2 separate regions of the Mus musculus genome follow, and region 1 is linked to region 2. The links are chromatin loops, found by intact Hi-C in ENCODE. Cell type or tissue: left cerebral cortex. All regions are shown on one strand.

The links. Peaks named below come from ENCODE experiments on the same cell type or tissue, not always from the same donor. Only the 100,000 strongest peaks of a DNase experiment are listed, where the experiment ranks them.
Region 1: it touches region 2 in a loop (2.0-fold over the local background); 9 of 42 quality-filtered maps call a loop at or near these places.

The regions. Positions count from the first base shown.
Region 1 is chr1:54,966,173-54,974,172 of GRCm38, reverse strand. No RefSeq gene overlaps it. Among named protein-coding and RNA genes, the nearest start is that of Ankrd44, 44 kb to the right of the region's middle. In left cerebral cortex, no CTCF peak of the experiment used is centred here; a DNase peak (open chromatin) is centred at 4,016.
Region 2 is chr1:54,752,215-54,760,214 of GRCm38, reverse strand. It overlaps Ankrd44 (ankyrin repeat domain 44), which reads left to right. Exons shown (of 28, transcript NM_001081433.3): 9 at 7,247-7,325. The region is part of intron 3 of 4930444A19Rik (a long non-coding RNA gene); the gene reads right to left. Among named protein-coding and RNA genes, the nearest start is that of 4930444A19Rik, 75 kb to the right of the region's middle. In left cerebral cortex, a CTCF peak has its summit at 4,292; no DNase peak of the experiment used is centred here.

The DNA of each region.
Region 1 (8,000 bases), 210 kb before region 2:
CTGCCATCTACAACAGTGACCTGCCTGCAGTATATACTGGTGCAGTGTGGTACAGATGTTATGAGAGTAACCAACCACTTTTTGATTGGATTTAAGCTACTCTGTGAGAGGGAACATATAGCTGACATTGCTAAAGTGGTCAAGAATCTGAGACTAGATGGACCCTAGGGAAAAACCTATTACTATTTTTTTATTTTAAAAAATTATAATCATACCACTTCCATCCTCCCTGTCAGAAATCTTAAAATTTCATGCAGTTCTTGGCATTATTTCATGTCCTGTTGGAAAGTCCATGTACATATTTTGAAAAGTTTTCAATTATCAGCTTCAGAGTTTCAGGTCTCATATGAAAGTTTTTGATCCGTTTTAAACTGACTTTTGTGTGGGGTGAGATATCGCAGTCCAGCTTCATTCTTCTACCTGCGAACATCCAGTTTTTCTAGTACCATTACTGAAACGGCTGCCTTTCCTTCAATGTTTGTTGAAACCTTTCAACAAACCTTTCAACCTTTGCCAGGCAGCTGTTGCCATGTTGGCTCCTTTCTGGGTTTAGTGTTTTTGTTTTGCCCATTCTGTTTTTGTATTAATACCATTGTTACTGTGGTTCTGTGTAGTCTCCCCTCCCCCAGCCTTAGGGTTCCACTGTTTACACCTGGATGGAGTTTACCTGCTCAATCGTTTTGCCACGCCTACTGCTGGAACCTGTGGCGTTGTTGTTTGGAGCCACCCACGTGGTCACCCTGCTACTGGTCCCCCCGGACTATTTGGCGGGAATCTACCCCCCCCCCCTTCCTCTCCTTCATAACTGCGTGCTGATTTAGTAAAATTGAGCTTTGATCAGAGTTGCTTTTGACTTGGCTCCGTTCTTTCTTCCGTCCCTCTAGTTCCTCTCTTTCAGCCCGAGCTGCCATCTCAGTTAAACCATTTTTGACATGTTTGCTCTTTTTGCTGACGATTGTTTTAGCTGTTTGGAATAATTTGTGTTTCCATGTGAAGTTTAGGCTTATTTGGTTTTGTGTGTGAGTGTGAAGTGTGTTACTAGAATTTTGATGAGGAGTGTCTTGAATCTGTGGCTCTCTTTTGGTGACAGAGCCAGTTTCACAGTTTGGATTCTGCCAATCCACAAGCACAAGAGGCACACTCATCTTCTGTCTTCTTCACTTTTTTTCTTCAGTGCTTTACAGTTTCCATCACAGAAATTCTTCATTTTGTTTCGGTTTATCCTTAGGTCTTTTATTTAGAAACTTTTATTTAGAAACTTTTATTTAGAAACTCAATAGGAGTTTTTAATTTAAATTTCTTTTTGCGTTTTTGATAATTTCATATAATGTCTTTACATCACTTCTATCATTCTTTTTCCCATTTCAACTCTTCCCATGTTTCCTCTGACTCCCTCTCAAGTTCATGACCTCTTGTATAATTATTGTTATAGGCATCTGCATCTATCTATCTATCTATCTATCTATCTATCTATCTATCTATCTATCTATCCATCCATCCATCCATCCATCCATCCATCCATCCATCCGTATACACCTCCTACATTTATCTCCCACTGCTCCCATTTAGTGTTGATTTTATGTACACACGCTCAGGGCTGACTCCTGGGATTGGGGAACATATCAGGCGATCATTAACAGAGAAGACCGATTCTCCCTCCCCAGCAGCTACTGTTTCAACTAGAAGTCTAAGGATACCAGCCAGTCTAGAATGTGAGCTGTGAGGAGAGTGGGTGTGAGGAGAGTGGGTGTGAGGAGAGTGGGTGTGAGGAGAGTGGGTGAGGAGAGTGGGTGTCCAAATGCTTCCCTGGCTGTAGCAGGGTCACTGCAAATCGGGGGACAGATGCTGTTTTTGACTTGGGCTGCTATGTATGCAGAGTATTGACTTTCTTTGCCTCATTTGCTCCTGAGGAAAAAAAATGTGTAAATGTTTGCATCTGGAGTAACTTCATGTGTGCACAGGGAGGAGGCCAGGAAATGAAAACCATGTGGTGCAGATTTGGGCCTTGAAGCTCCATGCTTGCCCACAAGGAAGAAGAAGAAAACATGCCAGTGATGGTTTTAGGTGGTCGTTAGGAGGAATGTGAACTAGGCCCATGTTCCTTGCCTGCTTCTGCTTCTCTCGAGCAATAGTTTCTGTTCCTTAGGCAGAGTAACAGCAAAATCACATTTCATTTGTTGAAATCTGACAAAATTGAACAGAATAAGAGGCTCAGGATGCTGTAGTAAAAATGACCTATAAATGTAAATGACCCTCCAATGACTTGGCCTCAGGCACTGTATTAGTCAGTTTTCTCTAAGAGTAACAGAATTTATAGAATGAATTTCTCTCTCCATATAAAACAGGGATTTATTAAATGACTCAAAGACTTTGGTCCAGCTAATTCAACAATGGCTGGCTGGGAATTGGAAGTCAGAGGCTAGATGCCTTAGCTGGTCTTCAGAAGACGCTGGAATCCTGAAGACGTAGGCTGTAATGCCAGTGAAGGAATGGATTTGCTAGGAAGGTGAGGGCAAGCAGGCAAAGAGCCAACGCTTCCTTCTACCATGTCCTTAGAAAGGCTTCCAGCAAGAGGCGGGGCCCAGATTAAAGGTGTGTCTTCTTGCCTCAAAGATCAATTAGAAGTGGATCTACCTACTTCAAATTGAGTAAAAATCCCTCACAGGAGTACCTTCCATGTTTGGATTTTACTTAATTCCCGATGTAGTCAGGTTGGCGACCAAGCATGGTCATCACAGGCTCATTCTGGAGTATCATGGAGTTGTGTGAACTTGGATGATGCTTCTCCTTGCCATCTTCTGCTGTGGTGCCTGCTGGATGCTCATGTTTACAGCACGAGTCTTGAAAAGTAAGTTCTCTATTAACCGCTCCTATCCTTTCAAAGTCACCATTGTACAAAGAACTTAGTCAGATAGGGACAGTGGAGGAGTGGACAGCCAGAGTCTGACAGGGCTGGGAGGCACTGGCATAAATTGGAGAGTGGATTACAAAACAAGGATGGACATTTGTGAATCAAATGGATCAGCCATGAGTGAGAGAAGTACGAATATTATTTGATGGGCTGGTGCAGTATCAGGCTCACAGTGATCTCAGAGACAAGGGAATCCCCAGAAATTCATGGCCCAGCCAGTCGGGCATACACGGTGGTGTCGACTGAGGCGGAGGATGATAATTGACACATAGAGGTCACTCCCTAACCTCCTCATGAATGCCGTGACACACATATACACATAAGAATGCAGAGATAGGGAGAGGGAGAGGGAGAGGGAGAGGGAGAGGGAGAGGGAGAGGGAGAGGGAGAGGGAGAGGGAGAGGGAGAGGGAGAGGGAGAGGGAGAGGGAGAGGGAGAGGGAGAGGGAGAGAGAGGGAGAGGTTTTTTAAAATCTACCTTTGGAGAGTTAGCCCATGGCCTTGCATAAGTCAGGCAAACACTGATTTGCATCTCTAGACTTTCTCCTCTTTTTTATTTTGATTGAGAACCTAGCCTTTAGTGACTGAACCGTTTCTCCAGCCCTTCTTTTTACTTTGAGACAGGGTCTCCCTATGTAGTCTAGGCTGGCCTTAAACTCTTAATTCTCTTGCCTTAAAATAAAGGGAATTACAGGTGTGTGATTACAGGGAATTAAAGTATACCGTCAGGCATACTTTCAAAAGATTCTTGATCTCAGGTTGGAAAACTGATTTAGCCAAAAGGATATTGTCTGTCTGTCTGTTTGTTTGTCTATCTCTGTGGCAACAGACAGCTACATCTATACCTTGAGACAGGAGACCAAAGAAACTTCCTTGCAAGGCCTGTGGCTTAACATGGAGGGGAGAACAGAGCAATTGTTCTGGAGTAAAAAGTTAATGCTTCTAAAATTTCTTTATTTTAAAAGTTTGGATTTAACATCTGTGGTGGAGAGAATAAAATAAATCCCAACTGGCCTCCTTCTTTGTCTTATTTCTCATTTAAGCATGGGGGTGGAAAGAGGCTGCAATTGAAACATGAGCCATGAAAACACAGTGATTCACAGTTAGGAAGCCAATGGTTTACAGATGGCACAAACAAGAGAGAAGTGGGGAGGGGTAGAGAGGGGCAGGGAGACCACAGACCAGGTAGAAATCCAGGCTAACAACAACACTATCTCTGGACTTCTTGAGAATTCTATAAATTGGCACAAAGAATAGTAGAGATAGCATGTAACATGTTTTATATTTAGATTTCTATGTATTCCCAATCTGGCCCAGTCAAAATGGACATTTTTGGTTCAAGGGTTCTTCTGCTGAACCAGCGGGACCTCAGGCATGCTCAGTATGAACTCTCCTCTGAGTTCCACTTCCCTTCGTCCCCACAGGCTCTTTCCTCACACACTAGGAAGCACAAAAGGGCTAAGATGGGACTAGTTGTTATCACTGTATTAAAACTGGAACCCAACAAGCCAGTGACAACAACAGTGGTTTCTGCCCATCTCTATACGTAAGGGATGCTCACTCCTCATCCAGTAAACGCCCTAGAAATGGAAGGGTAGAGTCGGGAAGCACAGGGCGAAAAGCTTTTCCTGACACCACAGGGTGGTGGTGCTCATGAACTCACAGCAGTTGTGGCCGTTCACACACACAAAGCCTGCCCAGTATCAAGCCAGTCAGCATTACAGCATGGAAGGGTGTGGGGGAACCCCTTCCCTGGCAAGAACTCAAGAGATCTGAGGAGCTTCTGATGATTGACAGCTGCTAGAGGAGGGCGAGTCAGCTTTCTTTAGGGGTGTGGAGCTTGGTGGGTCAGTCATGGTCCTGTGGATGCCTACCCACCTTTGAGTATACAGGCAGAAAGAACACTTTGGGCTCTGTGGTGTTTGTTTTGTTCTGTTTTTTTTTTCTTCATTCAAAACAGGGTCTCTCTGTGTAGCCCTGGCATTTCTGTAACTAATTCTGTAGACCTAAGTTGGCCTCAAACTCACAGAGATTCACCTGCCTCTGCCTCCCAAGTGCTGGGATTAAGGGTGCATGTCACCACCTTCCAGCTTGGGTTCTGTGGGTTATTAAAAAGAAGACGACGTGAAGTTAGGAGAGGGTGAGGCAAGATTTCAAGGAGTAGGAGGGGTGGGGTTGAGGATAACCAAAATACACTGTATGAATGTATGAAATACCTTAGTAATTAATAAAACACATTTAAAAGTTCCCTCTAGCATTAGCTTCCTTTCAAATAGACATTTTCTTCTTCTCTCCTTCCTTCCCCTGGTCCTCTTCCTCCTCTTCCTCCTCCTCGTTTTCTTCAGAATTTTGCCCAAGCTATTGTTGAATTCAAGATCCCCCTGTGTCAACTTTCTACGTGCTAAGGTAATAAGATTACAGATATATACTATCATACCTGGCTCTCTCAATAGACATTTAAAGATTAAAAAAAAAAAGAGCCATTAAGCTCAGCCAAGTGTGGAAGTGGTAACTTAAGGGTTCTTTGGAAAGTCAGTTGTGTTGCATGATGTTTCGCTGGGGCAAACATGAAAAGGAATGTTTCACGGAAGCAGACACAAGTAAAAGGATGTTCTGCTAAAACAAGCATGTGAAAAGACATGTGGTGAAGGATTCTTCACTAACAGCATGTACATGTATTGGTCTGCCTTACACTGCATGGTTGAACTGCATGTGTTAGGAGTCCACAGAGAGAAATGCATCACAAAACTTCTGGTGGTGTGCTGTAGTTTCTTGCTGCTTTCTTAGACTCAGGCTGATTGGCAGAGTGAGGTCAGCTGAGACGGACACATGTGCTGAGGCAAGACCCATGGAGGACATGCAATGTTTGGAGGATATAGGAGGAGGCGGTGGCAGGATTTCCCCTGTTCAATCACATTAAAATATTAGTGCAGCAGGAGACCTGTGATTGGACAGGGAAGAGGGAGGCGGAGCTAAGAGTTGGAGAGATAGAGAGTGTCTCAGGGATAGGAGGGAGAGGCCAAGATGGAGGAGGACAGAAAGGAGGAAAACCAGTGTGGCTTTAGACAGCCACAGGTAGTTATGATATCATAAGGTTAGATTAATTCGGATAAAACTTTGATCATTATCAATTGGTTCTGAAATTATTGTATTGGCATCTTGTGAATTGAGAATTTATTGATAAATCTGCCTTGTGAATTGTAAGCTGCTAGAGTTTTGTTTTACTGGGTTACTGGAATGTGGGAGTGTTGACTACAGGGGTTTATGGCTGAGAAGGAACTAGCGGCTCCAGAGACAAGTGAACCAGGGCAGAGAGTTGTGGCGGCTGATCACAGGGTGGATGGTCATTGCGTGGGGCTGGCATGGCAGTGAAGGGAATTCTGGCCCTGTCAGAGTTATCGGGCAAAGAGTAGCACAGAGGGATCACTGGGACAGAGAGAGGCTGACAGTAGCGCTGGAACCCCAGTGGTCATTTTTAATATTTTCCGCAACAGATATAAATAAGACTCGAGAGACAGTGACAGAGATGTTTCTTGTGAGGCTATGCCAGTGCCTGGCAAATACAGAAGTGGATGCTCACAGTCATCTATAGGATGGAACACAGGGCCCTCAATGGAGGAGCTAGAGAAAGTACCCAAGGAGCTGAAGGGGTCTGCAACCCTATAGGTGGAACAACAATATGAACTAATCAGTACCCCCAGAGCTCGTGTCTCTAGCTGCATATGTAGCAGAAGATGGCCTAGTTGGCCATCATTGGGAAGAGAGGCCCCTTGGCATTGCAAACTTTATATGCCTCAGTACAGGGGAATGCCAGGGCCAAGAAGTGGGAGTGGGTGGGTAGGGGAGTAGGGCAGGGGGAGGGTATAGGGGACTTTGGGGATAACATTTGAAATGTAAATGAAGAAAATATCTAATAAAAAGTTAAAATGCAAGATAATTGAGGTACAGATTGTAAACTCATTATGTTAGGATAGATGATAAAATACTTTATCTAAATTGCCAAATATAATGGACTGGACATTAAAAAAAAAAAAGAGAGACAGTGACAGTGATCTTGGCTTGCTGTTGGTCTTGAGTCTTCATGATCTTCACTTCTCTGAGAGAGGCACAGCCTGAGAACTTTCCCTGGTGTCTCTCCAGGTCCCTCCTGCTGACTCTGGCTGGTACCTGCTGACTCTGGCTGAGGCTGAGGCCTGGCTGTCTCTGCTGTGTCATGCCACCACTGCTGATTCATGCTTGCTATCCTGACTCTACCATACTAGACTGCTGGTGTATCCATGAAGTGTTTGTGAGTGGATCGAGCTGCCACTGCTAACCTGTAAACCGAACTGCCGATTTCCAGACAACACAGATGGGAATTGCTCCAAAGAACCTTTCTAAACAGGTCCATTTTCCCTGTATCCTTTCTTTCCCACTACCTCTGTTGGGCGGTGGGTTAAAAGGGAGGTGAAAGTGTTTAAGAGCCATCATTAAAAATAAGGTTTGAAAAAAAAAAACAAAAACAAAGTTACAATGGTTAATGCCTGTAATCTCAGCTCTTGGGGATGGGGTATATGCAGGGTGAGATAGAAGGATTTTGAGTTCAGGGTCAGACTGGGCTATTAGCAAAACTCTAATTCAAAGAAAGAAAGAAAGAAAGCCCCCCAAAACAACCCACTAAATAATAACTAAATGAAGGGATGGCCGGAAGATCAGGATAGATGATCCTTGGTGGTCTTCTGAAAGGATTTAGTTAGTATGGAATGAGATTTCCATAGTGCTTTTTTTTTCAGCATATCTGAAGTGTAGCCAGTGTGTTCAACTATAAGGAAGATTGGCTTTGTTCACAGCTCTTTATAAGGAAAGTCACTCTTCTACACGGTGACCCTGAGTGGCTTTTGCTTACATTTCTCTGGTGGGAACTGAGTTTTATGGCCAGAAAAGATGGTTAAGAAGTTTACTCTCCCTCCTACCCCCCAGCCTCCACTCTGCTCAAACTCACCGTGTAGCTGGAGATGGCCTTGAACTTTTAATGCCCCAGCCTCAACTTACTGAAGTCCTTCCATGTACCACCGTGCCTGGTTTTACATGGTGCTGGGAATAGAACCTAG
Region 2 (8,000 bases):
GGGATGGCTTTAAAATAACTGAAAGTTAGTGAAATTGGAGTAGGTAATGAGTCATGAGGATGAGGAATGGGAGGGGCCAATGAGGAATGTGAGGAGCCAATGAGGAATGGGAGGAGCCAATGAGGAATGGGAGGAGTTCATGGGGAATGGGAAGAGTCCATGAGGAATGGGACAGCCCATGAGGAATGAGAGGAGCCAATGAGGAACAGGAGGAGTCCATGAGGAGTGGGAGGGGCCCATGAGGAGTGGGAGGGGCCACTGAAGAATGGAAAGGACCACTCAAGGGGAGAAGTCTTGCAGAGGGAGAATCATCAAAGGTTGGCAAGACAAGGGGTAGGACCTGAAGATGAGGAATGGAATCTTGGAAGGGGCATGACACTATAGAATGCACACATGTTTTGTTCTGGGGCTAGACTGCATTAATAAAATGTAACCTATCTGTGCTTTGTAAAATAAGGGAAATAATAGCATCTTCTTCATGGGCATGTTGTGGAGATTAAGCATAGTTGTCATATCTAATTGTACAGCTCAGAGCTATCATACAGTAAGCACTTGATATTGTTCACATTCTCCGAGAGGATGCCAGGAGCAAGGGTAGGCATAGGAAGCAAGCTGACTCTTTTTATTTTGTGTGTGGGTACAGTGTTTATGCCATAGCACACGCCCATGTGGAGGTCAGAGGACAATCTGCAGGAGTTAGTTCTCTTCTTGTATTAGGTGGGTTATGGGAATTGAACTTGAGTACCCTGGCTTGGAAGTGAGCACCCTTCCTTACCCACTGAACCATCATCTCACAGGTTCTGCATTTAAATTTTGAGAACCTCATGTTGAGCCAGGTTGAGGACACAGTAGTGGAAAATGTCATGTTATAGCATAGAACAGTAAAGGATATGAAAAAATAGGACTTAGGTTGCTTCAGTCACATAAAGATGACAGGAAGGGGCCGTTGTCATCTGCGGAGAGAGTATATAACAGCATGACTGGAGAAGCTGAGGGAAGTCTGAAGGAGCTCTTGACCCTTAGGGTTGGGAGAAGGAAGATACAGAGCAAGGATGAGAAAGAGATAGGAAAGGGAAGAAAGAACTGAAGGGAGTGTGATATCTTCACGAAGGTCTGAGGGATGCAGAAAGGGAAAAATAGAACCAGTGAAGAGTGTTTCAGAGCTCCACATTCTATATACGGAGCCCGTGCAGGGTCTCAGGGAGAGGTGAGAAGGCCTTAAAGCAAGGGAGAGACCAAGGAGACACAAACCAAAGTGACAAAGAGTTTTTGTGTGGGGTAGAATTTACAGAGTCTGGTAGTCATGGGGAGAAACAAGCTCACAACGGGCCTGTGGGCATCTGTGGGTTCTTTCAGACTAAGGTGGAGGATGGGCATTGGATAAAGGCATCATCTTTGTGACCCTCCACTTCGTTAACTCACAGGTTGTCTGATATTCCCCATACCTTGCAAAATGCATCTTAGTGCTCTTGCTGTGTCTGATGCCCAGATATGCCGCCTCCTGCCATGCCTGCCTGCTTCTTCCAGTTGGCTACCCAGTACTCAGTTCAAATCAGATAATGGACTTGTTACATGGTCAGCTTATCTCCTTTACCATAGACCAGAGGGGCTGGAGAAATGGCTCAGCAGTCAATAGTTCTTGACACTCCTACAAAGGACTTGGTTTTGATTCCCAGTAACTAAATCCAGGGGGTTTAAAGCCACCTATGACTCCAGTTTCAGAGTTTCTAATGTCATCTTCTGGTATCTGTAGGTACCTGCACACACACATATAGTGCACATATATGCACTTAGGCACACATGTACATATACATTAGAATAAATAATATATACTTAGCATTGATGCTTAATTTTTCTTATAGATCATTAATCATAAATAGGATGCAAGAAATGGCATCTTAAAAACCATAGATGGGTTTAACTGTATCTACTTTCTGTAGAGGGGTTTTGAATGCACATCTAACCTTTCCCAGCCTCTCTTTATCTCCTGTCTATCTGGTCTGAGTGTGTGACCATCAGATCCTCCTTTAAGGTTCAGTGTACATTCTAAATGAGCCCACCACCTTCCCTTAAATATAGTCTTCCTGTCAGTATGTAGATTTCTAGTTAAAGTTGTACTATGTTGCTTTTAGATTTTGAAAATGCATGTGGATATTATTAGACAGTTTGGGTTTTTTTTTTTAAGATTTTTTTTCAAGTTTAAGAGAAACAGCATATTGAAATGCAGCCAGCACCCATCAGTGTTCACTTGGGTTTCCGCCACACTTATGGAACCCTGAGTGACGTCTTTATGAGCGGTAGAGTGGTGGAAAAGGGAGACGGTGTATGTTCCATGTGCACGGCACAGTCCCTGTTCCACTAGCTTCATCTCATCTCCCTAAGCTTTGGCCTTTCACTATTGAACCTCGGTAAAATAATAAAGGCATGTTGTTTTATATAAAACTCTATTGAAGATTCCCTTGTAATTTGCAATTAAGAAAAAATGTGTAATTTTTCTTCTCTATTACAGATTATAAGTTCTATAGTATCTCAATGCTTCTCTCCCCCAACAGTCAGACTTCAAGAATGTACTATATACAAAGCCACAGTGGAAAAGATAGAAAACATCTCAGATAGCTGCAGCCACATTGCTCAATTCCTGGTCACTAACATTTAGTCTGGTTCACTTGCTGCCTGTGGACCTTTGGAACATTTATAGCTAGGAGACTGGATCCTGCCATATATCTGCTGAGTGTGTCAGTTCTCTTATCTGTATGTTCTGGGGCTAATTTGTAAAATGGAATTTATCACAAACTGGAACAGGCAGAAGGAAGCGGCAGAAGAAGCATAGCCTTGGAGTTTGGGAGAGGAAGTAAAGAAAGGAAGGAAGGAAAGAAAAAGTGAACATTTGAGTCCACACGTGTCATATTTTGTATTTGAATCGTTAAAAACAGAACAAGCTGAACTACACGTGGCTTTTCCCAGTCAGCTTTCAGATACTCTCCTACTGACTTAGGATTCACTCGTGGGTAACTGAGTTCACATAATGACGCCCCTATCCTGACTTAGTGTGATCCCATAGCAACCTTATTGTCTTGAGATGGGGCACTGACTCCTGTGACTCTAGGATGCCACATGCCACAGAGCATGTCGTGTCTCCAGAGAGTCGCAGTGCCATTGAGGGAGGAAGCTTGGGATGTGTGAGAATGAACCCAGAATGCATTATGTATAGAAGAAAGGCTGAATGGGCTCCCAAGGAACGTGATGGGCAAGACAACTTATATATTCTATTTAGTTCAAGAACGTGTTGGGTTCTACTCTACATGAAGTACTAGTATTTGTCACACAGTTATCATAATTCTTGCTAATTTCCTCTTACGGCTCAGGACTTGACCATACTTAACAAAAGGGGTTCTTGTTTAATCAAGTGAAGTCTCAAAATACAAAATCCAATGTCTTAAATCTGATGGGAATAATATACACAAGAAATTGGAGGGATATTAGGAATTAATAAAAGTATTTCTTTTCCATAAAAGCAAAGCCTTGAACAAATAGAAGGATTGAGCACAATTGTCCCGGGTACACAGGCAGTATTGCCCTGGTCCAAAGTACTGGGGACAGTAGCAACCACAGGTCCCAGGCTGAAGAGGCAGAAAGGGAAATGTAGCAGGGTTTCTACTTTCAGCTTGAATACTGAGTTCTAAATGTTAAAGACTTAAGAAGGAACATTGACTGCCTTTTGAATGTCCTTGGTTGTCAGGTTTTTATTTTTTATTTTTTTGAAAGAATGAATACTCCCTACATCCGTACCATGTAAGCACAGCGGCCTCCAAATGGCAGCCATGAAGCCGAGGACAGTTGGTTATGACCCAGACCCCTGAGTAGGCGAACAAAGCCAAGTCTGCAGGGATAGATCTGAGATGAGCGCCATCGGCACCAGGCAGCCCAGCTCTGCATTGTATCAGCTGTGGTCATTCCTGCTTCTCTGTCCCTATACCAAAAGCCCAGACACTCCCATTGGGTAGAGCGTGGTGGTTGCTGTCTTCCACTCAGGACTGACTTTGCAATCTATATGCTAGTAATTGCCTGCGCCTGCCCTGGCTCGCAGCTGCACTATATACAGCTACCAACTGAGGAATCCTCAGTAGAGACTTCAAACTCTTTTCCAAGCATGGGAAAGTGCCTGCTTCAATATTTATCAAGATATTTCCTAAACATGAAGTATTCATAGCTTTATATACATTTAATTAAATCATAATTACTTCAGTTTTATATTAAATCTAAGCGCTAATACTGAAGCAAAATTTAAAGAAACAGCACCACCTACGGACAAGTCAGTGTTAACTCTGAAGTCCCACCTTCACTGTCCATGAGTCTTGGACTATAGTCCCTGTCCCTCTTACTTGGTGTGTGTGTGTGTGTGTGTGTGTGTGTGTGTGTGTGTGTGTGTGTGTGTGTGTATTCATTTCTCCAGAGTGGTCCCCAGGTATTAGAGTTATTGGAACTGTCTCCACTCCAGACCAGACTCTGGAATTATGTGGCTTTTGAAATGTCTATGAGTGTGCCAAGGTCAGCACTGTAGACAAATATTCTTCTCCCACTGGCTTTTCCTTTAAAAGGTGTCAGTCTTACTTCTACCCTTTTTCAATATTTGCTGATTCAGACTCTATTAATATTATATGGGTCCTAATATCTTCCCTCCCATATACCAGAGAAAAATTTTAACTTTATTGTTTGTTTCTTCAATTGGGTTGTAGTTATCACTGTGATCGAATCTTTTGTTGGCAGAGACTTTGTGTAGCTACAGTCCTTTTTTCAAAGGAATACTTATAGGATATAATAAAGCTAAAAAGCAAATAAATAAATGAAATAAACAGCAAAACAACAGCAACCAGCACACCACCACCCATAGTCTAAAGCATGGTTCTTAGCCACGGCTCTTAACGGTACAGTTGTACTGTGCAAGCTTGAGGAGATGATGGGGATGCTGAGACTCAGTAGGTATGAGTTAGTGCACAGAATTCATGTCACAAATTAGAGCCCTGGGTAGGGGTGGATCTCCTCTAAGAGATACTTATTTAACAATTATTTGCTTTCAATTGGGGACTTTAAAAACCACTTTAAAGCCTAGATGTTTAGATTTTATCACAAGATGGAGTACTCATGTGTGTCACTTTATATTTTAACCTGAATTTGAAAAAAGGTTTTCTACAGATATTTAGGAACTAACAGTAACAACCATCTAAAACAATTCCTGAGGACAGTAAGCTGGCTCAACAAGTGAAGAAAGGCTCCCGCCACTAAGCTTGTTGACCCGAGTTAGAACTTTGGATACCACACGATAGAAGATAAGAACTGGCTTGCTCAAGTTACACTCTGACTTCCATATGTACATGGTGGCATATGCATCCACACACATATACATTACATACATTAAGTAAAATGTAATAAAGTTAAAAAGCAACGCTTAAACGCTTAAGATAGAGGAACTTTTCATCATAAGTTTAAACCTATCAGAAGTTTAAAATGCCTTTAACAAGTTTTCTCCCCACACTGAGCATCACTAGGCAGCAGTCCACTGCAGCATGTCTGCTGCTCACCTGCACGCTGCTGCTCACCTGCACGCTGCTGCTCACCTGCACGCTGCTGCTCACCTGCACGCTGCTCACCTGGACGCTGCTCACCTGCACGCTGCTCACCTGCACGCTGCTCACCTGCACGCTGCTGCTCACCTGCACACTGCTCACCTGCACGCTGCTCACCTGCACACGGCTCACCTGCACGCTGCTCACCTGCACGCTGCTCACCTGCACGCTGCTCACCTGCACGCTGCTCACCTGCACGCTGCTCACCTGCACGCTGCTCACCTGCACACTGCTCACCTGCACACCGCTGACCTGCACGCTGCTGTCCTCCCACCATACCTCCAGGGTTTCATACTGCATATTGTAGCCCAGAAAAGGAGCTACTTTGAAGCGTCAAGGCACAGTTTCTACTGAATATGAATAGCTCCACACGATCCCAAGCTCAGGAATGCCATATAGAGGAGCTGTTGTAGTTGAGGGAATGTCTGTACACCTGCTCCTCTGGACATTCTTTTGTTCCAGAATCAGCCAGGTTCTTTCAGATGCACTTTCATCTCTTAATTAACTGTGGGAGTCTGGTCTAACGGTCAGTAGGTAAGTTCTGTACATTGTCTATGTTTTGTCTTCGTCTGTTTTAGGAAATTTCCCAATTTTTCTGTCATGAGTAAGACATAAGTAAATTCAACCCACATTTACTAACTACCAATAAAATGCAGGGAATGGTTAGGGTTTCCCCTTGAGAGTTGCATCAATTTAGCCAGCAGTAGGTCAAACAGGCCCATGCAAGTTCACAATTGCTTACCTTTCTAGACACTGAGACAAACACCTCAGGAAATGTCCTTTGTCAATTTGATAACAAGGGAGAAGAGAACATTTGGGATGATCACTTCTCTAAGATTTTTTAAAGATGTGCTGTTAAATATGTATATATATATATATATATATTTTTTTTTTTTCAGCAGGTAAGGGTAAAGGTGAGCCTGTTACCTGAGTTTGATCCCTGGAACCCTCAGAGAGCTGGAAGGGGATAAAGGATTCTGCAAAGCTATCTTCTGGCTTCCACATGTACACGATCCCTGTCCCCCTGCTTCCCACCATTGCACATGTGTGTGTGCGAGCACACACACACACACACGCACACAAATAGTAATAATCAAATGTTAATGTTATGATGTTATACAGTAACTGGAGAAGTCTTGTATGTTGCATCTTTTATATAATATTTTTATTTTTTGAGAATCTCATACATGTATACAGTGTATTTTGATGAAATCTAACTGTTCCCTCCATAGATCAACTATCCCCACCGTGTATGCATGGATGTGGGGTCATTCACTGGAGCAGGTTAGGCCTACTAGGGACCCCAGCCCTAAATGCAACAGACTGCTCTTCTATTAGCAGCCATCGGTGATCAGTAACTCCACAGCCTGCTGCATAGGTGTTGAGGAAGCAGCAGGAGCTGCTGTGAGCCCTGAGCAAATCAGCCCTCTCGCGGGTCTGGGAAACAGTTGCCCTGTTCCTCTTAGACTCTCATTATTTCACACTTAATCTCTTCTTTGTCGAACACACTTTTAAAACACAACTGAAATTGATGTTCCCAGGACGTTGCGAGCGGCTTTCACGGTGATGATTCAGATCTATGATATGGCTCACAGCTTCCTTTCTCCTTTCTTATTTTGCAGAGTAAGGATGGCAAAAGTCCTCTGCACATGACAGCTGTCCATGGACGGTTCACGCGGTCACAAACCCTCATCCAGAATGGTAGGAGGCTTGCCTTGGTGGTGCTTCAAGTTTTGAACAGTTTTTCAGACTGATTGCATTGGTTTTAAGCAGCTGCATAAAAATCGATGCTGTGTTTGGGCTTTAGCAAGCGTGGGTTTCCATGAGGCTTTGCAGGCTGCTGGATGCTCACTGTACCCATATCCTCAGTTTCCCCCACTCGTGGGGAGAACATAGAATAATGTAGTCAATCCTCAGACAGGTGAAAACACACACTTGGCTCTTGGGAGAGATGGACAGGTTTGGTTTTTTAATTAGATATTTATTTACATTTCAAATGTTCTCCCCATTCCTAGTTTCCCCTATGTCCTCCCCTGTCCCCCTGCTCACCAACCCACCCACTTCCACTTCCTGGCCTTGGCATTCTCCTACACTGGTGCATAGAACCTTCACAGGACCAAGGGCCTCTCCTCCCATTGATGACCGACTAGGCCATCCTCTGCTACATATGCAGCTAGAGCCTCGAATCCCTCCATGTGTTTTCTTTGATTGGTGGTTTAGTCCCAGGGAGCTCTGGGGGTTAGTTCATATTGTTGTTCCTCCTATGGGGCTGTAAACCCCTTAAGCTCTTTGGGTACTTTCTCTAGCTCCTTTATTGGGGACTCTGTGCTCTGTCCAATGGATGGCTGTGAGCATCCACTTCCGTATTTGTCAGGC